Regions from separate parts of the Mus musculus genome. Here all the other regions are linked to region 1. Evidence: chromatin loops called from intact Hi-C (ENCODE). Cell type or tissue: heart. All regions are shown on one strand.

Evidence for each region. Peaks named below come from ENCODE experiments on the same cell type or tissue, not always from the same donor. Only the 100,000 strongest peaks of a DNase experiment are listed, where the experiment ranks them.
Region 2: a loop joins it to region 1, with 4 times the contacts of the local background. A loop is called at or near these places in 11 of 42 quality-filtered maps.
Region 3: it touches region 1 in a loop (5-fold over the local background); 10 of 42 quality-filtered maps call a loop at or near these places.

The regions. Positions count from the first base shown.
Region 1 is chr19:34,658,139-34,666,138 of GRCm38, reverse strand. It overlaps a transcript of Ifit1bl1 not described here. Among named protein-coding and RNA genes, the nearest start is that of Ifit1, 21 kb to the right of the region's middle. In heart, a CTCF peak has its summit at 3,981 (motif pointing right); a DNase peak (open chromatin) is centred at 3,768; H3K4me3 peaks cover 667 bases; H3K27ac peaks cover 909 bases.
Region 2 is chr19:34,240,692-34,248,691 of GRCm38, reverse strand. Acta2 (actin, alpha 2, smooth muscle, aorta) reads left to right here. Exons shown (of 9, transcript NM_007392.3): 4 at 158-268; 5 at 1,956-2,040; 6 at 2,453-2,614; 7 at 3,589-3,780; 8 at 5,194-5,375; 9 at 6,882-8,000. The coding sequence ends at 7,025. Among named protein-coding and RNA genes, the nearest start is that of Acta2, 11 kb to the left of the region's middle. In heart, CTCF peaks have their summits at 4,451 (motif pointing left) and 7,256 (motif pointing left); a DNase peak (open chromatin) is centred at 4,431; H3K27me3 peaks cover 1,035 bases.
Region 3 is chr19:34,544,142-34,552,141 of GRCm38, reverse strand. Ifit2 (interferon-induced protein with tetratricopeptide repeats 2) reads right to left here and starts at 1,448. Exons shown (of 3, transcript NM_008332.3): 1 at 1,120-1,448. It overlaps Gm31417 (a long non-coding RNA gene), which reads left to right and starts at 7,413. Exons shown (of 3, transcript XR_386665.2): 1 at 7,413-7,596. In heart, CTCF peaks have their summits at 87 (motif pointing right), 1,048, 1,580, 3,991 (motif pointing left) and 1 weaker place; DNase peaks (open chromatin) are centred at 1,501 and 3,981; H3K4me3 peaks cover 1,191 bases; H3K27ac peaks cover 1,541 bases.

The sequences.
Region 1 (8,000 bases):
GATCTAATATGTTGAGAGAGTGTACTGGCTGGTTTTGTGTGTCAACTTGACACAAACTGGAGTTATCACAGAGAAAGGATCCTCCCTTGAGGAAATGCCTCCATGAGATCCAGATCAAGGGCGAGGGCCCAGCCCATTGTAGTTAGTGCTATTCCTGGGCTGGTAGTCCTGGGTTCTATAAGAGAGCAAGCTGAGCAAGCCAGGGGAAGCAAGCCAGTAAAGAACATCCCTCCATGGCCTCTGCATCAGCTCCTGCTCCCTGACCTGCTTGAGTTCCAGTCCTGACTTCCTTGGTGATGAACAGCAAAGTGGAAGTGTAAGCCGAATAAACCCTTTCCTCCCTAACTTGCTTCTTGGTCATGATGTTTTGTGCAGGAATAGAAACCCTGACTAAGACAAATCGGTAGCAGCATAGTTGGGTATTCCTGTGACAACCTGATCATGTTTTGGGGAGGACTGTGGAAGGACTTTGGAACTTTGGGCTAGAAGATCCATTTGTTCTTAAGAGCTCTGTGGGAGTTCCTGTAGGAGCTCGGAAGATAATGTTGAAAACCATGCAGAAGATGGAGGCCTGGTTTGTGAAATTTCAGAGGGATGATTAAAGACTCTTGTTAGGGCAATTGCTGTTTTGATTTCGAAGATTCTGTGGTTTTGGTTACCCGGGGCTGAAGAATCAGCTGTGATTAACAAATTAGCAGAACTACTACAGCGAAATCTTTGCATTACTGGGACTATTGATAATAGTTTTTGCTTCATCTTATTGTATTTTATTTAGTCATGTTTGGTTGTTATCTCTTAGAAGCCTGTTCTTAAATCCTATAATCAGGATTTGTTGTGTGAGTAAAGGAGTATTTTCAGTAAAGAAGGAGAAAGAAATAAAGTCATTTCCTTCTTTTCATTGTTTTCTCTCCTTCTTTCTACTAATATTTCTTTCCCCCTCCCCCACCTTCCTGTAAAACAAGGATTATCTAATATTAATATGTAGGTTCTTTCCATTCCTGAGATAGTCTCAGTAAAGCAGGCTTATACATAAAAGGTTTGTGAATGGTTTTAGTTTTTTTTGTTTGTTTGTTTTAATGATTTTAGCCTTTTTTTGTTGTTATTGTTTTTATATTTCTTGCTGATTTGGATTGCTGGAGTCAGTGTGCTACACCAATGGGAACACGTGTGAGGAAAGGTGGAGCCGTGCTTGAACTAAGTGACTATTTATTTAATCAGACTGGAGTCCAGAGCCACTTCTCCAGCGCCCACGTTTAGAGGCTGCAGTTAAACCTCTGTGGGATGCTAAGGGGTGGATGGTCCTAGCCACATCCAGTCTCCTCCATGTTGTGCTGCCTAGCTGGATGTCAGCTTAACAAAAGCTGGAGTCATCAGAGAGGAAGGAATCTCAATTGAGAAAAATGCCTCCCTAGTATTCAACTGTAACAAATTTTCTTAATTACTGCTTTTTCTTAATTATTACTTGAGGGGGTCTCCCATTGTGGGTGGGGCCATCCCTATGCTGATGGTCCTGAGTTCTATAAAAAACAGGCTGAGCAAAGCCTTCAGGGGGCAAGCCAGTAAGCAGCACACTTCCATGGCCTCTGTATCAGCTCCTGCCTCCAGGTTCCTGGTCTCCCTCCGTGAGTTCCTACCCTCGCTGGTGTTGGTGATGAACTCTTATATGGAACTGTAAATGAGATAAACCCTTGTCCCTGCAGTTATTTTGGCCATGATGCTTCCTCACAGCGATAGTAACCCTAACTAAAACACATGTTAGAGCCTTCCATTTTCTTCTGTCACTCCTTTCCTCCCTTCCCTCCCTCTTCCAGATTCCTGCGTTCACTTTCCCCTTCTCCATCCTGACTAATATGAATTACATGTACTTATATTCAACACGATGCATTGAAACATGCGTGTACCGTGGAATGGCTATATTGAGGCTTCCCTTTGGTGTCTTATGTTGGTCTCTACATTAGGTGAGGGTCTTATGCTGGCTGGGGATCAGATGGAGCATGCTTCCTTCTTCATAAGGCCAAAAGATGGGGTACCCTGGCTACTAACCACTTAGTGACTCTTCGGACTTCCAAAGAAGGTGGCCTCCTTTAAGGGTGTGTGTGGGGGGAGCAGGGAAAAAGGGGGGTTACTGTAAATCTCTGAATCCCAATGTCCAAATCTTGGAAGGAGAAAACTGACTACCTAACACTGTGTTCTGATTATCTCACATGCTCTGTCACACTGTGACAGCACACACACACACACACACACACACACCGCACAAACACACAAACACACCACGCATACACAAGATACACATTCATAATAATATTAATAAGAAAATTTAAAAGTACTCCACGCAATTAACAATACTTGCTGTGGAGGTTGCATGCAGAGACATTATTTGTTACATAAAGGCATTTTAAAAGAGTCATATCAAAATAGCAACAAGGTGCAGTTGCTTCACATTTGTTTCAGTATGGAGGCTTTGTTCTCTGTCTTAGTCTGTAATCCAGAATCTTCTGAACAGACTTCCATAGGAATCAGTGTTGGGGGAGGGGGGAGGGGGGAGGGGGGAGGGGGGGGATGCTCTACAACCAAAGCAGTTGCTGTTCCCAGCCCCATCCCCTGGGAATTGTCCAATTCATGACCCCATAACCAATCACAGCACTGGGAGTCCTCACATGAAAGGTTAGGGAACACTCTCAGACCCCTAGCTTGCTTCTCTAGCCACTCTCTATCTCCTGTGGATAATGAGAACGTGTGTAGCACATCACATCTATAGAAACACTGGTAGTTGTAACTACAAAATAATGATGCCTTTGTCCCAGAATGAAATATAAATCCGTTTCCTACAGAAACAAGAGAGAAATGGACCTCACAGAGATTTAGGTGATGTTGTCCTTTTTGCTAATAAGAAGCACGCTGGCATTGTCTTTGGGGAGAGTCCTCAGTGGAAGCCAACCTACTTTACACCCCACATTGCATATAAATACAACATACTGGTCTCGTTAGCTTTTTGGTTAACGTAACACAAGCTAGAGTCATTTGAGAAGAGAGAATTATGATTGAGAAGAAAGCTCCACTGAATTGGTCCATGGAACAATTTTGGGATCAACAACTGATTGTCTTGGATGGGAAGGCTCTGCCCCCCCCCCCCCCCCCGTGGGTGTGGTCAACCCTGGGCAAAGGATCCAGGGTTGTGTGAGAAAGAAGATAAGCAAGCCTCGTGGACTGAGCAAGCCAGTAAGCAGTGTTTCTCCATGTCCTCTGCATCAGGTTCTGCCTCCAGGTTCAGGCCTTGAGTTCCTCCCTGACTGCCAGGGATTAATAGTGAACCAGGAAGCTAGATGAAACGAGTTCGTTCCTCCCCAAGCAGCATTTGATAATGGTGTTTATTTCAGCAATAGAAGGCAAACTAGGAGACACAAAGATGCACGTGCATATGTATAATTAATGCTAGATTCCACTTGTGAGAGAAACCATGTAATATTTTGTCTTCAGTCTCATTACTCTCTCCTGTTCCTTTCTTTGGAACTCTTTCTCATAGTCCTCCTTCTATTTACATTTACAAGTAACATATGCGTGCACATATATAAATGTACATATGTACCCCTGCCCTGAGACTCAGAGTTCGGTGGCTCCAGTCCTTGCTAGTAAACCGAACAGCGCAGCAATACTAAGGCGCATGAGCACATTCCTTAGCAAGGACTCAGCCTGTCAAGGGCGGGTCCATGTGCGCATGCTCGCATGCTCTCCACTTGTGTTATGTTGTGTTCTGGCCAGAACCCCTCAGTCACGGCCAAACAAAATTAATGACGCAGGTAGGATTTCCAGAAACAGAGCTTCAGAGTGAGCCCTCGCTGTCAGCAATTGTCTGCCAAGAGATGGAGGTAAGTCAGAGTTTCTGAACCTTGGCGCTTCTGACTTGTGGACTTGATGGATCTTATTGTGGGAAGCTGTTTGTATAGCGTAGAATACTTAGGCTGCATCTTTGTGTATAGCCTCTAGGTGTCAGTAGTACGTCACAATTGCGACAACCAAAAATCCACTGGACTTGATAAGGCCCTCCAGGGCATCAATTGAGAATCATGACTGTAAATACCTTCAGTTATTTTCCTAATTGAAAATATGAATATGCACAATACAAGCAAGAGATATGAGACAGGGTCCAGATGGGAGAAAATTTCTGAATTCATCAAATCGTAAATGGGGCTTGTTTTAAGATTCCAAAACACGTAAAGAATTTGAGGTATGCCAAGGAAGAAATAGTCCCTTCAGTAGGGGACTGCCTGGTGGAAGGTTATTACCACTTTCAGTCTGAAAGAGGACAAGATACATATGTAGCTGTGTCCACGGGCAACTGCTGGGTGCTACGCTTTGGATAGAGTGTGAAGAACACCCTATTAAAGCCTGGCCCCTACAGTGGTGATGTTAAAAGGTGGTGGGACCTTTTAAAGGTGAGGTGTAGTGAGAGGTTGAGGCAGACCATACCTGTTCTCTGGCTTCCCGTCTACCATAAGCCAGTTGTCCACGCTGTGATGTTTTCGGATTTTACATCCCAGACCACGAACTGAAGACATATTTTTTTTAAATGTTACCATGCTCACGTGTGTTATATAGTAGCAGAATAGACTGATCTACTAGACAATCCAGGTTGGAGCAGACTCTCAGGTGGATATTGCTAATTTCCAATGCGATTTGAGCTCTCGCTGAATCGTAAGATGTTTAGGAGATGTGTGTATCCATGGTAGGAGCTGTAGATTGGCCTGATTTAGGTGTTAATATAGTTAAAGGCACAGATGGAATTCTGCTAATTATGTACATGGCAGTAACTTGTCCCTGAAATTCACTGGCCAATCTGATGAGAAATGTCTGCTCTGTCAGCAGATGGTCCTGAATGGGAGGACATTCATGTTGTCAATGCAAGAGTATATTCTGCCCCAGGGCTGGCTTCTTGCTTTTCTCTGCAAATGTCCAGAGTGCACCACACCATACCATTCCTGATGTCTGGGGAGAAAGGACAGAAATCTCTTCCACTGTTGGCCTGGGCAGGGCAGAGTGGTGGTGTGAGGTTAGCAACAAGACAGTAAAAGCCTTTGCTTCCTGGAGGTCCCCAAGCCCCTCCGAGTCACACAGAGTGCTCCAGAGAGTCCTTTTGCATCGGTGGCATTTTCTTTCAGGAATTTTGCATCTGTCCATGATCCTTGACTGAATCAGATTGCTATCCCCAAGTGCCTTAAATAATGCTTCAGATAATACACGGTAAAATGAGAAACTTGTGAGAACAATTTGACAGCGAATTAAACGTCAGCCATGTTACAGAGAAAGCAGACCCTGGGTAATATACCTGTTTGTCTGTTACTTTCACTGAATTCTAAGCCATGTGAGATTTAACAAAAACAAAACAAAACAAAACAAAACAAAACAAAACAAAACAAATCTACCTCTTTGACTTGCGTTTTAGATGTCTAGCACTAAATTGTCGGTTGATCAAATGAATCATTTAAAATGCTAATATATGTCAGGCCAATGTTTTGACACATCTACTCAAAGCTTTTTCTCCTGGATGGCGTTCACTCAGAGGTACTGTCTTTTCCACTCCACCTCTCCACACATAGTCACTAAGACTCATATTTCCTATTCACTGTTTTTAGAATACAGTTAATACTGAGTAACTGTTGAAAAGTTAAAGCATTGTAGTGGATTATGTGCTGTGTTTCTAAAAGCAGAAAATAGAGCAGATTATGAGAATATGTAAACCTAGATGCAGATAAAATGTGAAGGTAGCTGGTATTTTAGGAGTGGGGGGCCAGGCTGCTTACTTTCCCAGAGTCAGTCATCAGCCTTCAGCCTTGCCATAAGACTTCAAGACTGTAGACAAACCCAAGGAGACTGAGGCCTTCCAGGTCTAATGCATCGCTCCTGTTTCTTCAAAGACAATGTCTCTGAACAACCACTACATTTATTCCTGTTAAATAAAGTATTTTTGGTTTTTTTAGCTTTTTTTTTTAATGTTTGTAAATGATGCCTGGGTGGATCTACTTCAGATTTCTTTGAAAGAAACTTGAATTCTAAATATTGGTCATAGAAGAAATATCATGTTGTGGTAATTGTTTCTCAGGTAGGTTAATGAATGGCGAGTTTGGAAAATATTTCCAGCTTTTTTCTGAAAATTCCCACTTCATTATACATATGTATGTACAAGGTAGTCCTGGTTCTTCCTCTTAAGCCCCATGCTCCCGATACACTCAAAGTATATTTACAATTAACTTGACTGTATAGCCAGGCTCTTTTCGAGTAGCTTATATCTTTAAATAACCTATTTATTCTAACCTACATTCTATCATGTGGCTGCCTACTTGTGCTCAGGCACCAAGTATCACTCTGTAGGTATGGTTCTGATGCTAAGGTCCTGTTCCCCGATTGGTTCTTAATCTTTCAGTAAAGAAGCCATGGGCCAATTGCTGAGCAGAAGGGATAGGCGGGTCTTCCCGGTTCTTGGAGGTAAGCAAGGAGACACAAGGATAGGAGAGTTCACCATGCTTCTGATGGAGAAAAGTTGACCATCCATGTGAGATCTTGAAACCAGTGACCACACAGGCTACTTCTACAGGAGGGTGGACAGGGGAGTTGAGCAGGGACTAGATGTAACTGAGCAACTAAAGTTTAGGGCAGGTGGGAAGTGTGGAACAAAGAATACCGATAAGGACACACTTTTCCAGGCAGGAGATAGTAGTGGCCAATAATTGTGTCAAAGGGCAAGTTGAAATTGACCAACTGTGTGTGAGTCTTTTATCCGTTGATTCAAGGAAAGCTGGTAGCATGGCACATTCCTGGAGCTTAGGCTGGGTAGCAAAAGTTACACACAACGTTATCTCCCCGAAGTGTTATCCCAGAATCCTTTCTGCCTACAGGATGTTCCCTCTCCTATTCCTACCTAAGCTATAGGCCACCAGTGTTACTATTGATAGGTGCCAATACAGATACAAGACATTTCCTCTACATGTATTAGAAGTAGAACAGTGTAAGATGTGGGTTTTGTTAAATTAAAGATGAAACATGGCTAAGCTTAGCTATTCTGTCCATATCCTTTCTATCCTGCCCACTGGATTGTGTATTTGTCGCTTGTTTTGTCTGTGTGGTCCATGCTATAAAAGTTGCTCCTCAGGAAGGAAGCTTCAGGTAAGTTCCAGTTCTGGGTCCTGTGGACTCTGTGTCTGAACTGCATGGTGTCCTCAGCTACAGGGACTTACCTTCCACCTCGGCGATACAAACAAAGGCAATAGCAATACCATATAATCTTCTGGAAGTCTCTTGGACAACCTAGACCAACAACTTTAAAAGGGTCTCTCACACCTGGTGTTGGGGTTTTGGTTACATATTCTTTGGCTCTTGGAGGGAGTATCGTCAGCCCAAAGAGTAAAACTTTATTTAAACTATATATGTATGTTTATCAAAGTACTTACATGTACTATAGGTTGGGGGATGTGAGTACTTAATAGTCTGACTCTTTATTATGATTTTTTTCAAATATCCAGACATTTTATGATTACATTTCTTTTTACATCTGCATAGCATTCCATGGAGTGGATATACTACAGTTCATTAGTCATTGATTAGCTGAAGGGCATTTGGTTTGTTTTCCATTCACTGGCTATTGTGAATAACAAATGATCAGCCCTGAAAACAGATACATACAAGGAACATTATGCGGACTGAGCAGGTTGTATTTTTGTGTTTAGGAATATGAGTGGTGTGTGTGTGTGTGTGCACGCTTGCATATATGCACACAAACATATGCATAAATGTGTCTAACAACAATAAAAGGAGAGGCCATGAATGTGTAAAAAGATCAAAGTGGCAGTTCATGTGACATTTTGAAAGGAGGGAAGGAAAGGGGAGTGTCTTAGGGTTTTACTACAAACACCATGACCAAGGCAACTCTTATAAGGACTACATTTTATTGGAACTGGCTTATAGGTTCAGAGGTTCAGTTCATTATCATCAAGGCAAAGCGTGGC
Region 2 (8,000 bases), 420 kb after region 1:
ATATGGTGTTCACTCTCTGGGCTTCTGCATCTGTACAGATGAGGTCTTGTGCATTTTATCCGGTTCTAGTTTTGTCCTGAACATCCCTGTCCCTTTCCAGGACCTTTTGCATCCCACAAGAACAGATTACCACGCTCCTCTTTACCCATCTCTCTAGATCTGGCACCACTCTTTCTATAACGAGCTTCGTGTGGCCCCTGAAGAGCATCCGACACTGCTGACAGAGGCACCACTGAACCCTAAGGCCAACCGGGAGAAAATGACCCAGGTAAATATTTGCTCCAGGATCTAACCCTGGTGAATTTGGGGCATGGGCAACCAGGATAACTTGCAGCACGACAGGCAGACATAAGGTCCAAACTGACAGTTCACCAACAGACTGACCCAGGAACCCCAAAGCCCCGGAATCTTAGTGTTCACACCCTTACTCCACAAAACAACATAATTTTGCCTCAAAGGGCAAGAAGAAAAGCTTAAAGGTTTAAGATTAGGGCTAAAAACTTCTCATAAGTCATTGAAAATGCAGGATGATATAGTAGGGATTGAATCTGTTACTTATCAGTTACCAAAAGCCACTTCTTTTCTTAGGACCCCTGCTTCTTTTCTTTTTTCCTTTTTTTTTTTTTTTTTTTTTTTTTTTTTTTGGTTAGGAATATCAACACCATTATTTTTCAAGGGATAGATATGTAGGCTAAGTGATGCCAAAATTATATGCAAGTATCATGGGGTGTGGTATGATAAATATCCAACAAGGAGTAACAAAGACTGTCACTACTGTCTGTGTGAATTCTAAGACCATACACCTAGGGAACGTCCAGTGAACCAGCTAGAGAGTTCTGATGTGGATGAGCCGATAAATGATAGCATCTACTGTCAGTTCCTCACAGGCCCTGGTCAAGCACAGGGTGTTGCAAGTGCACTCTAACTCCTAATGATTTAAGGCAGGAACTATTATCCTAACTACCTCAGTGATGAAATTAAGGCTCAGATGCACAAAGTGATTTTCCTAAAGTCACATAGCTAGGCGTGGCAATGCCTAGAGTTGACCCATGAATTTTCCCCTTGAAGAATAGCAAATGCACACAGCCCAGGGCCCCCTCCTGGGAAGAGCATTTGCTGTGCTCACCAGCACATCAGCTGTTCTGGGTGGTGAGGAGCATCCTGTAAATTGCATGAAGGTGGAAAAATGACTGAGAACTATGGAGTTTTAGCAAATATCAGACATTCCTTCTGGTTTGTAAACTAGAGAGTTATTTAAATGCAGACTGCGGACATGTTCTCATGTAGGAGGGATCTAGGGAGCTCCAGTTTTTCTCTTGTCCCTGAATTGCATGGGCTATTGGGTCGACATTTATATGTAGTCCTCTATTCCATAGTATAGGTCGTATCTGCCAGGATCATAGCCTCACCCACTACAGCTGCAGGGTGGAGTCTGGTTCCATGGATAGCATTGACCCCAAATTGCATAAAACCATGGAGAAGATCAAACTGAACTGCAGACAGATCACTCAACCAGGGTTATTCCCGGAAAAATCTCAGTATTGGATTTTATCTGGTCTTCTCTTTTGTCTTTGATGTAGTTAATAACTCTTAGACTCTCTCTGAGAGCTTAGGCCAAAACCCTTCTCCCTTTACATTTGAGAAATAAAGAAAAACTGAACACCATAGTGAATACTGTTGTATCCAGTTCAGGACCAAGGCTAGGACTTAGCTGCTTCTCACCTTATCAGGTCCTGTGCACAAAACCGCTGGCTCCTCCCCCTCCCATCAGGTCACCAGTGTGATGGCTGACTATTGCCACTGCCTTCATCTTTCTTTGTCATGTGACCAGAGCTGCCTTGGCTTTTTTTTTTCCCCCTGGAGGGTCTGAATCAGGGGTGGGATGGGGGATGCTCTTCAGTCTTCTATGTAAGGCTGATAGCACCATTTACCTAACCCTTTGGATTCCTTTGCAGATTATGTTTGAGACCTTCAATGTCCCCGCCATGTATGTGGCTATTCAGGCTGTGCTGTCCCTCTATGCCTCTGGACGTACAACTGGTAGGTGGCCGGGGAGGTGGGGACCTTGATCAAATGAATCCATCGTAAAGTGTGATATTTGATGGGTACAACCTGTGGGTTGTGATGGTTGACAAGTGAATTGGAGCACACAGAGATGTGGTCCTCCCCCAGAGCCCGCAAAAAGGAAAGAAAAAGCCCTCGCCTTTTCAAAACCAGCCCTGGACCTCACCACACTTCTTTACTTCTCCAGCAATAAATTTTTAATGGCTTCTCCCTCTTCTTTCTGTCTCTCCCAAGCCCTAGCTCTGACCTATCCCATAGAGCACATTCTTTCTTCCCTTGATGTAAGGCTCTTAGGACTCACCACTCCTCTCAGCCTCCGTGTGAAAGACAGAAAGTAACTGAGCACCTGCTGCCGTGGTGACTTACAGCATACTTAATTGTTCCCCAGGTATTGTGCTGGACTCTGGAGATGGTGTGACTCACAACGTGCCTATCTATGAGGGCTATGCCCTGCCTCATGCCATCATGCGTCTGGACTTGGCTGGCCGAGATCTCACCGACTACCTCATGAAGATCCTGACTGAGCGTGGCTATTCCTTCGTGACTACTGGTGAGGCTCGGGGGTGGGGGGAGGTGGAGGGAAGAGGATGGAAGACACTATGTTGCTCACTGTAACCTATCAGAAGGAGGGCTGTCCCCATGAGAATGGGGACATAAAGCCAGAGAGGAGACTTCGCTGATAAAACCATTTGCTGTGCAAACCTTACAACCTACGGTCAGTTCCTGAGCTCACAGCGAAAGGCAAGGACTGACGGCTGAGATTTGCTTTCTGATGTCCACACATACACACCTGAAATGCACACACACACACACACACACACACACACACAAACACACATAAACACACCCAAGCACACACTCCTATGCACACCCATTTGCACACACATGCATACACATACAAATAATAATATTAACATGCTAAAATTAAAAAAATAAAAATAAAATAATAAAAAAGGGTTGGTATGTCAGAGACTTAGCCAACAGTAAAGCCTGACCCCAATGCACAGAGAAAGCTTAGCTTTCCTTGCTTTGTGATTGTAAAGCTATTACAGTTTCTTTGAGAGTAGCTATAGACATCAGTGTAGGCGGCAAGTCAAAGTGGAAAATCGTTTTTGTCTATACTGCTGGAGATCGAACCCAGGGTCTTGTATTGGCTAGCCAAGCCCTCTACCACCCAGCTACACCCCACAGAACTACGTGGATAATTTTTTAATTTCTTCATTTACAAATAGAAGAGAACGTGTACAATAGAGAGAGGTATAGCTGGGACCTTTCCCATCTCTCCGTGTGTACCAATGGAACTGGGGCTGTTCCCAGAGAGCATCTGCTTCATTTTGAAAAGTGAAAAATGTGTCAAAGATCAAGCTACTGCCGATCTGGGTAGGGCAGCAAAGATCTTTTAGGCATTTTTGAAAACTCTGAGACTTCTGAGAAGCTGGTTCAGTAGAAGAGTCACATGGGACAGGTAGATTTTAGCGCCTGTATCAACCCTAATGTGTATCATGTTCGTTATGTGTTTAACAGCCGAGCGTGAGATTGTCCGTGACATCAAGGAGAAGCTGTGCTATGTAGCTCTGGACTTTGAAAATGAGATGGCCACGGCCGCCTCCTCTTCCTCCCTGGAGAAGAGCTACGAACTGCCTGACGGGCAGGTGATCACCATTGGAAACGAACGCTTCCGCTGCCCAGAGACTCTCTTCCAGCCATCTTTCATTGGTAGGCAATGGAGAGTGGGGTCTCCCTGTTCTGTACCAAGAACAAGCCAAGCCTCTGCTATCAGGGTCCATTAGCAGGTAAAAATGAACCAGGGCTTCAGAAACAGAAGCAGTTCTAAAGTAGGGATGGTGTCACATTTCCAAAATGAGAAGACATAGGGAGCCAAAACAGGGGTTGTCTCCCGTGGAAAACTCTCTTATGTCAGAGTCAAGACAGACGCATTCTCCGCACATAATGCAAAGGTTAAAAGTTATCTACGTTTACGATAGTGGAACACAGGGGTGGTTGGGGAAGACGATCTGAGTGCTGAGAGTTTGGGGTTGCTGAGAGAGAAGGAAAACAGAACAAGTAGAGAGCGTCTATTCCACACTGGCACGGCAGGGTCACGTTGGGTCTGCAGAGGCATCCTCTTTGGAGGCTGGGGGCCTGGGCTTGAAACTCTGTTCTATTTTCATGATCTCGAGAATGTCACTAAAGCTTTCTATGAGTCAGTTTCTTCATACCAGGACAGTTGGAAGTTTTATAGCAGAGTTGTGCGGTGCCCTCAGCACAGGGCCTGTCCAAAATAAGCTTTCAACAATTGGTTACTGCCAGCAATGTAAAACTAGCTGGTGGCATTGCTATTATAACTAGATCACAATGTTAAGAAGGCCGTGGGCGCCATCTAGTGGTATATTTTAAAAAGTCTATGTCAGAAGTCAACAAGAAACTCCACCCCTCGCCTCTACCCCTTAAAAAAAAAGCTGTACAAAGATTGCATAGAAAGCATCTTTGGCAGCTGGGCATGGTAGTACATGCCTTTAATTCCAGTACTAGGGAAGCAAAGGCAAGCGAATCTCTATGAGTTTGAGGCCAGTTTGTTCTATATAGCAAGTTCAGGCCAGCCAAGGACCTGTGTTTAAAACAAAACCAAAACTGAAAACAAACAAAACACTTTATCCAAGTAGGAGAGACACTTTACTGACAGTTGCACCATTCAAACTTGGGTGTTGGGAACATAAAGGAACAATGGCAGAGAGATGAACCTGCTCAGACCCATGGCCCTGGCCCTACCTCTTACCAGGCATCGGAAGGCCTGGCTCCTTACTCAAGCCAATTATAGCAGAATATCTATCCAGCCACTGGCGTTATCATGTTGCAATCTCACCCCAGAATCGCTGCAGCTGAACCTCCTCCTTTAGACAAGAGCCAGGAGGATGGTATGGAGCACAAGAAGGGCCTTTAGTCTCTTGAGTGGTAGTTTCTAGTTCATGATGCCTGCCAGCCTCACCCAGGAGATGTGGTAGTTTCTAGTTCATGATGCCTGCCAGCCTCACCCAGGAGATGACCACGTAGCTGGGCCAACTTGATTTTCCATGTGTAGCTTGAGTTTTACCCAGCATCCAAGGATCACTGCCTGTGTCTCTTTTCCAGGGATGGAGTCAGCGGGCATCCACGAAACCACCTATAACAGCATCATGAAGTGTGATATTGACATCAGGAAGGATCTCTATGCTAACAACGTCCTGTCAGGGGGTACCACCATGTACCCAGGCATTGCTGACAGGATGCAGAAGGAGATCACAGCCCTCGCACCCAGCACCATGAAGATCAAGGTACCACACTAAGACCCTCTGACTCAGAAAGCAGCAGGAGGGGCATTTCTAGAACAGCCACAAGCTAAGAGGCAGTTTAACAGGCTCTCTGTTCTTTCCAAAGGGAATGAGGCCAAGGTGACAGTGGGTTAGATTTTAACACTACCACTTAAAATGGGCCCTGAGGAGTCCTGTCCTGGGTCTATAGGGAGTGAGCCACTGCTTCCTGAAGAGCCTGTGCTCCTTCCTGTGCATGTCAGAGCAGCTCAAGTCCCCCTCCTTCCATACCTAGCTGAGCATGCTGCCAACTCTATGTACTTGGGGTTTGAGAACAGACAGGCTGCATCTAGTAGGAGTTAGGCAAGCCTCAATTCTCCAAACCTTACTTCTGAGATGGAAATGAATGTGAAACTCAGGGGTCCAGTATGGTCAGAGAACACAGACACCCAGTAAAAGCTCAGGTCACCAAGATGGTACATTCATAAAATGAGCCTGGGTACAACGTTCTGGAAATCTAAAATTATCACCAAACCCCCTCACTATGGAAAAACAAAAATGTGTACCTTCAAAGCAAAACTCCTCTGAGGGCCAGTTTTGAAATTAAACCTGCTATTGATACAGCCACTAGCGAGCATCACTGACAGTCCCCTGAGCCAGTATCTTCATCTGCAACTTGAACATCACTGGATACCTACCCTTCAGAATTATTATAGAAGTTAAGTAAGCTAGAACCTGTCGAACCCTTGGCACAGGGCACAGTGAGAGCTTGGTGAAGGAGGAAAGATTAAATGTTGAACCAGAGCTTGCAGACAGAGACAAAGTAAGCCCCTGGCTAGCATGTGCAAACACTTTATTTACTAGAGCATCCTCTGCTACTCAAGAAACTAAGACTAGAGTGGAATTTGGTGTTGCTTGGCTCTATGTTTGAGTTGCTGCAACAGAGAAATCCCTTGTCTGATACTCTGCACAACGCCTCCGCCATTCACTCGTACAAAACACAAAACAAAACAAAAAGTGGGCATGATCTGGTATGTAAGATCTGTACTCTGAATAAGGCCAGCATGACAGGAGATACACCGGAATGGGAACTCTGAGCCCTCTGTGTTGGGCGGTGCTTATGGTCAGGACATCAGAAAGCAGTGGCCAGTTTAATCAGGTGGAAGATTACTTGCACAGAAAGTTCAGGAACAATCGTCTTTGCACACAGTAGGACTTCTGTAGAACGTGCAGCGCCTGCTGAGGTCAGCTCTGGAATCAAGAGATTTTGTCAGGGTTTTTACAAAGGGGCCCCGTGTGGGCTCTAGGGCCAGTTTGGGTTTGCCCAATAAAGGGATAAAGGAATTAGGGATGGTTTGGCATAGATTTCATAGGGGGAAAAAAACAGAAAAATCAATGGGCTCACTGGGGAAACACTCCAACTTCCACAAACCCATCCCCTCATAGAGAACAATGTCCTCGTTTTCCAGGAAGGGACAGCACAAGGCACGTCTGCTAGGCACTAATATTCTTCCCTTCTTACCCTGACAGATCATTGCCCCTCCAGAACGCAAGTACTCTGTCTGGATCGGTGGCTCCATCCTGGCTTCGCTGTCTACCTTCCAGCAGATGTGGATCAGCAAACAGGAATACGACGAAGCTGGGCCCTCCATCGTCCACCGCAAATGCTTCTAAGTCCCCCCTGCTCTGCCTCTAGCACACAACTGTGAACGTTTTGTGGATCAGCGCCTCCAGTTCCTTTCCAAATCATTCCTGCCCAAAGCTTTGATTTGTTACTCGTGGTTTTTTTAAAAATAAATCAGACATGTGCTACCCTTAACTTGTAGCCCTGGCCTAGCAACACTGATTCAATTGTGTTTCTGTTAGGTGAGAATCATTTATTATAGGGTGGCCCCCTCTAGTGGTCAGGAATAGATGTGACACAACTAGAAAAGTATATTCCCAGGCATGGATGGCATCAATCACTTCAACAGAGGAAGGTCCACTTAAATGATGTAAACGGGGTATTTGAGAGCGTATAGGACTTGTATAGATTACATATAATAATATATATTAGTACCAATAGGAAAAATCGACACTGACTTCACAGCTAGAGTGACTATTTTACTTTATACATACAGGTGACCAGATAGGTAAAAAACAATTTTACGTGTATTTAAAATTTGGCAAGTAATATGGTTTTATTAAAATCACATCTTTTGTATTAAAGCATACACACGTGCATGGATATGCATGCGTGACTTTTAACTTGCATCAAGCCTTGCGTATTATTTAACTTTAACGTTCATCAAACTTGGCATATTTAAGGAAATAATTTTTTAGTTAGTTTTTAAAAAGCACACACCTTTTAGAACCCAAGAAGCTATTTAAAAAGTCTCACTATGCACCTGGATCATTGCTTCCTCCTCCTCCTTTGGCCAACATCCAGGAAAAAATGCAGTAGATATAGTTACAGTAAGAGGAAGGGGGAAAACGGCAGTACTTCCAAGGACTTGTCATACCATGCATCGTACACAAGACTCTCACACGTCATCACTACTATGTGCAGATGGTGTTATCATCAGTCATCAGATGAGGAAGCCAAGGGTGTCCCCAAAAATGCAGTTACTTCCATAGACAGCTAAAGACTTGAACAGTTCCTTTGCCTAT
Region 3 (8,000 bases), 110 kb after region 1:
TTGTGAGCAACTAGTCCAGTCTGCTGTTGCAGCGTAAGAGAGCACCTGATCCAATAAAACTTCATTTATAGAAGCAAATAGCAAGCTGGCCTCCGGGTGGCAGTTTGTTAACCCTTGTTCTATGACCCTGTGTATTTTTCATGCTCAGAGTATCTTGATGGTCCTATCTCCTCCTGCATGGTCTTTTCAGCCACTGCCTTACTCTTTTGAATAGCACACTTCTCAGGGTGCCAACGTGTTCTAATTTTTCCTTCTGTTGTCTCGGAGTCTTTGTTAACATTTTACTGAAGTATAAGTGTGATTCAGGCGCATGGCCTCCTGAGCAGTTGCTGTCCTGATGCTATTTACACTGCTTGCTTTCAGCACTCCCAAATACTTTCCTCATGAGGACACAAATACCTCATTGTGCCTTCTTCATCTCTGAACTGCACCCTAATTTGAGATTCCCAGTCCCTACTTCTAACGTTTACCTCTCTTCTTCCTTTACCAACATTTAAATCCAGAAAATATTTTAGAAAGAAGAAAGAAAGAAAGAAAGAAAGAAAGAAAGAAAGAAAGAAAGAAAGAAGGAAGGAAGGAAGGAAGGAAGGAAGGAAGGAAGGAAGAAAGAAAGAAAGAAAGAAAGAAAGAAAGAAAGAAAGAAGAGAGAGAGAGAGAGAGAGAGAGAGAGAGAGAGAGAGAGAGAAGGGGGGCAGGGAGAGGGCGAGGGAGGGGGAGGGGGGGGAAGAAAGAAATTCATTGTGTCCACTCTATCTCCACAGAGAGGAATTCCTACATCAGCTGTCATTTTAAAACACCAAACCTGAGGAACACAGGGAGGTTGGGGAGGGGGAGAGACCATTACACAATAACATGTTAATAGACTTACAGAGTTGAGAGGTTGTGGGACATTAAAAAGGTTTCTGTAATTTCTGGTGCATTCCTTCTCAAATAAACAACCGGAAGTAAAAAAAAAAAAAAGCTGTTTTTGAAAGCCTTTGAGTGAGCTGAGGGTGGGTTCTGGATAAAAGAGTGACTAGATATATAGCTTAGGACCCAGAGTCCACCACGCGCCCCTAGTGGACAGCCCAGGAAAACAAAAGTTGCGTCCACCCACATTTAAGAGCGACGACCACCTACCTCTAAGTCTCATCTTGGTGCATCTTGCTGATGGGTAAAAAAGCATTAACTGCAGAAGGCCAGAACTTGCTTTTCGGCAGAATGGACGCTGGCGAAGGGTGCGTGGCCAATGACTCCTGACTGCCGGGTGCCGGATGTAACCCCTACCCACACTTGGTGCTTTGAGGGATCTACTACTAGACAGGGCTACTCATTAAAAATATCTTGCTTCACTCTCTTTCCTACATATTTGCAGCGTTAGTCGGGTGTGGCTGGAATACCTTAGTCCTTTGGGGGACTCCCCGCTGTTTCCTAAAGTGAGCTCCATCTCGCTGGGTCCCCACATCACTAAGGGCGGGAAACTGCACTCACCCAGGCAACCTGGCTCGACTACAGCTCCCAGGGAGCTTTGTTTTGGGGTGGTACTCCATCTTAGCGCTGCTTCCTCCCACTGTGTCCTGCTATTGTCGCCAGAGGGTGCCCTTCTCCGCCGCTTTTAGCTTTATTATCCCTAGATGCTAAATTTGAGAGTTTGCAGCAGAAATACTTCCGGAATTGGGAGAGAGACGGTTTTATCCATTCTTCCAGGAAGCTCCCATGAATTTTCCAGCCTCTGGGTCTTGGTGCTCCAGCCCAGCTCTAGCATAGAATTCTCCTTGCACAATGCAAGACCAGACAGGATCCTTTTCTGTCCTTTCCTATTTTTAATGTTTACTGATGTTGCTAACTGAAGCGGATTAATTCGCAGACTGTAATATTCTGGACAGCAGAGATAATACCTAGTTGATTCTTAGAGGATGGTTCACTCATTTCCAGTTTCCTAATAGTCCATCTTAGTGAGGGACATGATCCTGAATTGAATTCCTGGATTTAAATTGAAATTGAGACTCAACTGGCTTAGGGGAGATGACTTCAGGGGCTTATATCACTTGACTTTAAGCCCTAGGATCTGAGCTGGGATGGGATTTTAATCCCAGGGAAAGTAAAAATCGACTCCTGCAAGTGGTCCTCTGACCTCCGTGTGGCACCCTTGATAAATGGATGGATGGATGATAGATAGATAGATAGATAGATAGATATAGATCCAGATAGATGGATAGAATGAAAGATAATGACATTCAAAGTCCTTTAAAAGAAAGTGAGGTTCCAAGGCTAGGATGTAGCTCAGTGACAGAGCTCTTGCCCATGACACTGGCTTCTGTCCCTAGGACTGAAAGGAGATAGGGGATGGGGAAAGGAAGAGTTTTAGCAGTGAACTGTCATTCTAAGGATCCATCATACCCCTCCCTGTTGCCTGGTGGTTAAACACTTCGGTCTTGTCAATTTAGTTTCTCTTCTAAATTGAGTCCCCCCCCCTCCCCCTCCCCCTCCCCCTCCCTCTCCTCCTCCTTCTCTTCACAGGCGATGAGACATTTTAATCTAATAGTGGTACTTAACACTACACAGGGAGTCACAGCTCCCAGAGGATCCCTAAAGGCCAAAGGAAGATCCAGAAATATCTAGAGTTGCTGGTCCCCTGCCTGTGGGAACAGGGGTCAGAAGGTGGCAAAGCAGGGGCCTTCCTGTCACTCATAGATCCAGTCCTGTGCACAACTCTTGAAGTCCACCAGCTCCTTGGGCTGAAACCACAAGCTGGGCTCTCTACAGAACCATTCTTACCAACTTGGATGCAAAAGTCTCCTCGGATGGTCACAGGCTTAGAGTGAGTGGGGTTGGTCTCTGTTAGCATCACCGAGACTGTCTTCACAACATTCAGTCCCTCCCAGACCACAGCACACATGACCAACGGTGAGTGTACCTTCATTACCATCAGGCCTGGTGGGCTCCAGCGGGAGCTTGTGGGAGAGATCATCAATCAATTTGAACAGAAGGGATTCCTCCTGTTGGTATGAAATTTGTGCGGGCTTTGGAGAACCTTCTCAAAGAGCGCAGCGTTGACTCGAAGGACCAGGACCGTCATTTCTTTGTAGGATATTTCTACAGGACCCCTTTCCTGGCAGGCAAACACAATGCTGCTCGTCTTATAAGTACAATTGTATTTATTGTCCCACTCTGACCCCCAAGCCATTCTTTATGGTTTTAAGAGAGGAATGTAATCACCGTACTGTGGGGAGAGATTCAGCTTCTTGTCAAGGGTTCTTAAAAAGCTTTTCCCAGCCGGGCTTGGTGGCACACGCCTTTAATCCCAGCACTCGGGAGGCAGAGGAAGGCAGATTTCTGAGTTCGAGGCCAGCCTGGTCTACAAAGTGAGTGCCAGGACAGCCAGGGCTACACAGAGAAACCCTGTCTCGAAAAACAAAAGCAAACAAACAAACAAAAACAAAAACAAAACAAAACAAAAAAAGCAAAAAAGCTTTTTCCTTGCTAGACTGTGTGACTCATAGGGAGATAGTTTAACGTGAGTGATCTAAGAAGACTCTCACTGAGTCAAGAGGGGCGGGAACTAGTAGGGATATAAGGCTAATGAGAGCAGAAGTAATAACATAAGAAGATAGGTCAGAGGAAAGTCTAAATGAAACTGAGGGCAGTGAAATATGGGGAGAATATGTTCAAAGTACAGTGATTCGTTCATGAAAATCGCCTTATGTCGCCCTGTATAATCCTTTTTAATTAAAATAAATTTACTCAGTAGAGAATATATAGCAATATATAAAGCAAGAAGAAAAAAAATCCAAAGTCAAGACAAAAATAAAAGCACACGAGAGTGAGAATGACCAGCCTTGGAACAAGGTCAATCAGATGCATAACTAGAGGCCAAGAAGTAAAAGATGAGGCCAGGGTATGTAGCTCAGTGGTTAGGAGCTAGGGTGGCTCTTCCTGAGGAGCTGCTTTCAATTCTCAGTTCCCACAAGGTGGCTTCACTTCCAGGGACTCTGGCGCCCTCTTCTGGCCTCTGTGGGTACAAAGCGCTCATATGAATCACAGACATAACATATTGGCAAAACGCATACACAGAATAATAATTTAAGGCCGGGTGTGGTGGCGCCCACCTTTAATACCAGCACTTGGGAGGCAGAGGCAGGCGGATTTCTGAGTTTGAGGCCAGCCTGGCCTACAGAGTGAGTTCCAGGACAGCCAGGGCTATACAGAGAAACCCTGTCTCAAAAAACCAAATAAATAAATAAACAAATAAACAAACAAACAAACAAATAAAAGGCGAAATCAGGTGAGATTAGATAATGAGTGACCCCCCAAACTTCTAAAATATATCAAAGTAGGAGATTCAAGCCATAACCAGGAGAAACTCAAAAATGTTTAGTTACCAGGTTTATCAATAGGAAAGCCTTCTTTCCCCCTCCCCCACCCAAACACACCATTTAATCTGTCTTCACCCCCCCCACACACACCACCACTCCAGAGATACTGTTCTTTAGAGCTAAGGTCTAGGTAGGCCCCTAACATTCATGAGTTACAGCCAGGTCTGGTGTTCCTGTTTCCCACTTACAGTACTGCGGACATTGTGGAGGATGATTGAGAAGGAGCCAAGGGGAAATTAAGGTGGTTTTTGTTTTGTTTTGTTTTGTTTTTTTTTTTTTTTTGGCCCTGACATTCTGCTGTTTGTTTTGTTCACAAAGAACAGTTCCAGGAAAAAAAGAATGAGGGGTGTTATGAAACAATGCGAAGCACTTACTGGCTGTTCCCACCTGTACCTTCTCTACCAACAGTAACATATTCATGTGCCTTACCTTGGCTCAATGACTGTGACTGTACCTCTCTATAGTTAGTGGCTTGGCAATTTTGTGTTGGTCCCTTCCTAAAACGTAATTGTGAAATGAGAAGAAATCCTAGACTCCAATTTATTAGGCTACCTGATGAAATATGATCAAAGGGTTTACAATTGCTTTAATGGAATTTACTGGAATGGTGATGGAAATATGTTTAGTATTTGAAATTAAGATGCTGTATTTTTTAATTGTATTATTACAATGTTTCTTAGACAGTCCTCATCTGAGAACCTACTATTGTATAGATCTCTCTGAACAAGGCTTGACTCTTACATAAGCCCCAAAGATGTCAGTCTGCTAGTCTGTGGACCACTCTGCCAAGATTTGTTCAACCCATGGCCCAGGCAGCCATGAATGTGGTTCAACCCAACATCATGACTTACTTAAAACACAAGGTGTGTGTGTGTGTGTGTGTGTGTGTGTGAGAGAGAGAGAGAGAGAGAGAGAGAGAGAGAGAGAGAGAGAGAGAGGCACACAGAGACAGAGACAGAAAGAGATGACCAGAGAGAGACTTTGATTTTCATAACTTGATTATATTGTTCTGGAATGATAACTTTGTGAATGATGTCATGTTTCAGTGTCAAACATTTGTGCTCCTCAGTTAGTCTCATGATATTAAAAGAATGGAGATATGATGAAGGTATGAAGAAACCCAGGCATACTTGGAAAAATTTGAGATCCAAACAGGGAAAACAATTATTGAAATTCCATGATCATCATAGGGATGGATGGGAGTGGTGTGCAAGCACATAAGTGTATGTCTTAGCGGTGGGAGATCTTAGCGGGTGCCAAAAGGAAATGGAGAGGCAGCGAGAACAGCTTGACCACTGAGTCCAAGCCTATGTGGAGACCAGCGGGGAAAGGATTGTCAGAGGTCCCTGAGCACTTGACACATAACTCAGTGCTCATGAAGTCCTTTGCAGCTGTCAGATGGTATGCTCTGAGTTGGATTTCAGAAACAGTTGGTGCAGTGGTATGTATACTAAATGAGAGAGTGATTAATAATGCTTGCCCACAGACACTACAATAGCCTCAGACCTTAAAAAACAGACAAGCAAACAAACAAACAAAAAACCTTACAGACCTGTGAACTCTCATTCCTCTCAAAACAATCATCTGATGCATCTAGCTAAGCAAGCAGGAACTGGGTAAGAGAACTTCAGAATTGGGAAAGGCTTAGGGAGTGGGAAGCAAGACACCCCATGCACACCTGTTTCCCCGGGCTGCACGTTGACTTCAGTGCTCCTGAGATGGAGAATCAGAGAAACCGTGCAGGGGGTCATTGAGAGCAGAATAACCTGACAGAGTATGAGATCAGCATCCGGTTCTATCGGGGTGAGGTGGAGAGCTCTAAAACAGGGTAGCAGAGAAGAGGGGTGGGTGTTTCCTGTGGCTGCAACGCAACAAGTTCAGCCTGTTCAACGTAAAGGAGCATCGCGGGCACAAGTTAGAACAAGGAAGAAACGAATAAGCTTGTTCTGTTGTGTGCTTTGGGGAATTCTGTAAGTTCTTGGAAAGACTGGACCTACTGCGTAGGATCATCCAACTGACCTAGCAGCCTACAGTTGGGAGGAAGTGAACTCCTCTTTCACACCCCCAGGGCTCATGGGGACCCTGTAGGAGAAGCTGAATCTGCTTCCGGGGGCCATAATCCTTTCACCCTTTCCCTTACAAAAGTCTCAAGGATTTGGCCCAGTCTCTGCCCTCACTCTGATTCCTCATCTATAACAAAATGTACACTACAGACCAAAACCCAATAGGACACTTCTTTGTGTCTTCTCTGGTTGTGTTTGCTTCTACACCATGGATTGTTCTTCAGAACACTCAGAGAAAAGTTGCTGTTGCTTTGAACTTATAATGAGCTTACAGAATGAAACACTGTTTGAACTTAATATTAACATCCTTCTCTGACTCCCTTTTTGTGTAACATTCTATCTAGGAGGTAATTTTCTAAGAAATTTTGTCCATAAAAAGGCCAGAGAAAAGAAATACACTGTTGACTTGGGGGGCTCTGTCCCATCCATCTATCCACCAAATGTATACATTATGTATATGTCTGTTTGTCTATGTGTAACTATACATGAGCACTTGTGGAGTAGATGAAACAGGTGGTCAGGCCAAGCCAGAATGTATGTATATATGAATGTGTATGTGCCTGTGCACATTGTCTATATAGATGAATTTCTTTCTTTCCTTTTCTCTTCTCTCTGGTTCATAAATAGTTAAGAGCTCAAGAGCCTCTCACCAGCAAGGGGCTCCTGGGTATCAGAGAAAGAAGCCCTAGCAATTAATCCTTTACTTAATCCTCCACTGCTAAACATCATGTGTTAATTCTCCAGATTTAGCACTTATTAAAGCACAAATAATAAGAGAGTTTCAGAGTAAGAGACCAGTATATATTTAAGCATAAAGAGTTAAGTCTTCAGAGCTTACTTAAGCACAGAACAACAAGAGTTAAGTTTTGAGCACAGCACAGTAAGAGTTAAGTCTTCAGCACTTATTTAAGCATGGAACAATAAGAGAGTTAAGTCTCTGGGATTTAATAAAGCATAGAGATTTACAAAGTACAGAGAGATAAAGAGGAAAGAAGCCAGTGAGTCAGCGATTTTCAGCTAGAATAAGCAAGAGAGTGTTAAGTCTCCAGAAGCCATCAGCTTCCAGTCCCCAGTACAGTTAGAGAGAGTTAAAAGGCAGAAGATGATCGGTCTTTTGGCCTTCGTTCAATGCTGTGGTCCGCTTCAGCTCTGGTCCCTTAAGTCCGGGCAGGTTTCCGGTAAGTAGGTAAAGTGTTTGCTGTGCTGACAAGAGGACTTGAGTTCAGATCTCCAGTACTCAGGTAAAAGGCTGTACATGTGTCTGGAGGACAGGGGAGTGTTGGAGATAGTAGAACCCTGGAACGCATTGGATAGCTCGCCTAGTCAATTCAGTGGGAGACTTGTCTCAAAAACTAAAGTGGAGAGAGACTGAGGAAGACACTTGGCACTGACTGCTGGGCTCTACATACAGACACATGACAGATATATCCACACAGACATACATGTGTGAATATACATATTGCACACACACATACATACACACATACACACATATATGAATGGATGGATGGATGGGTGGGTGGATGAATGAATGAATTAATTAAAAGGACAAACATTTCCACATTCATAAAGGCTAACGTTG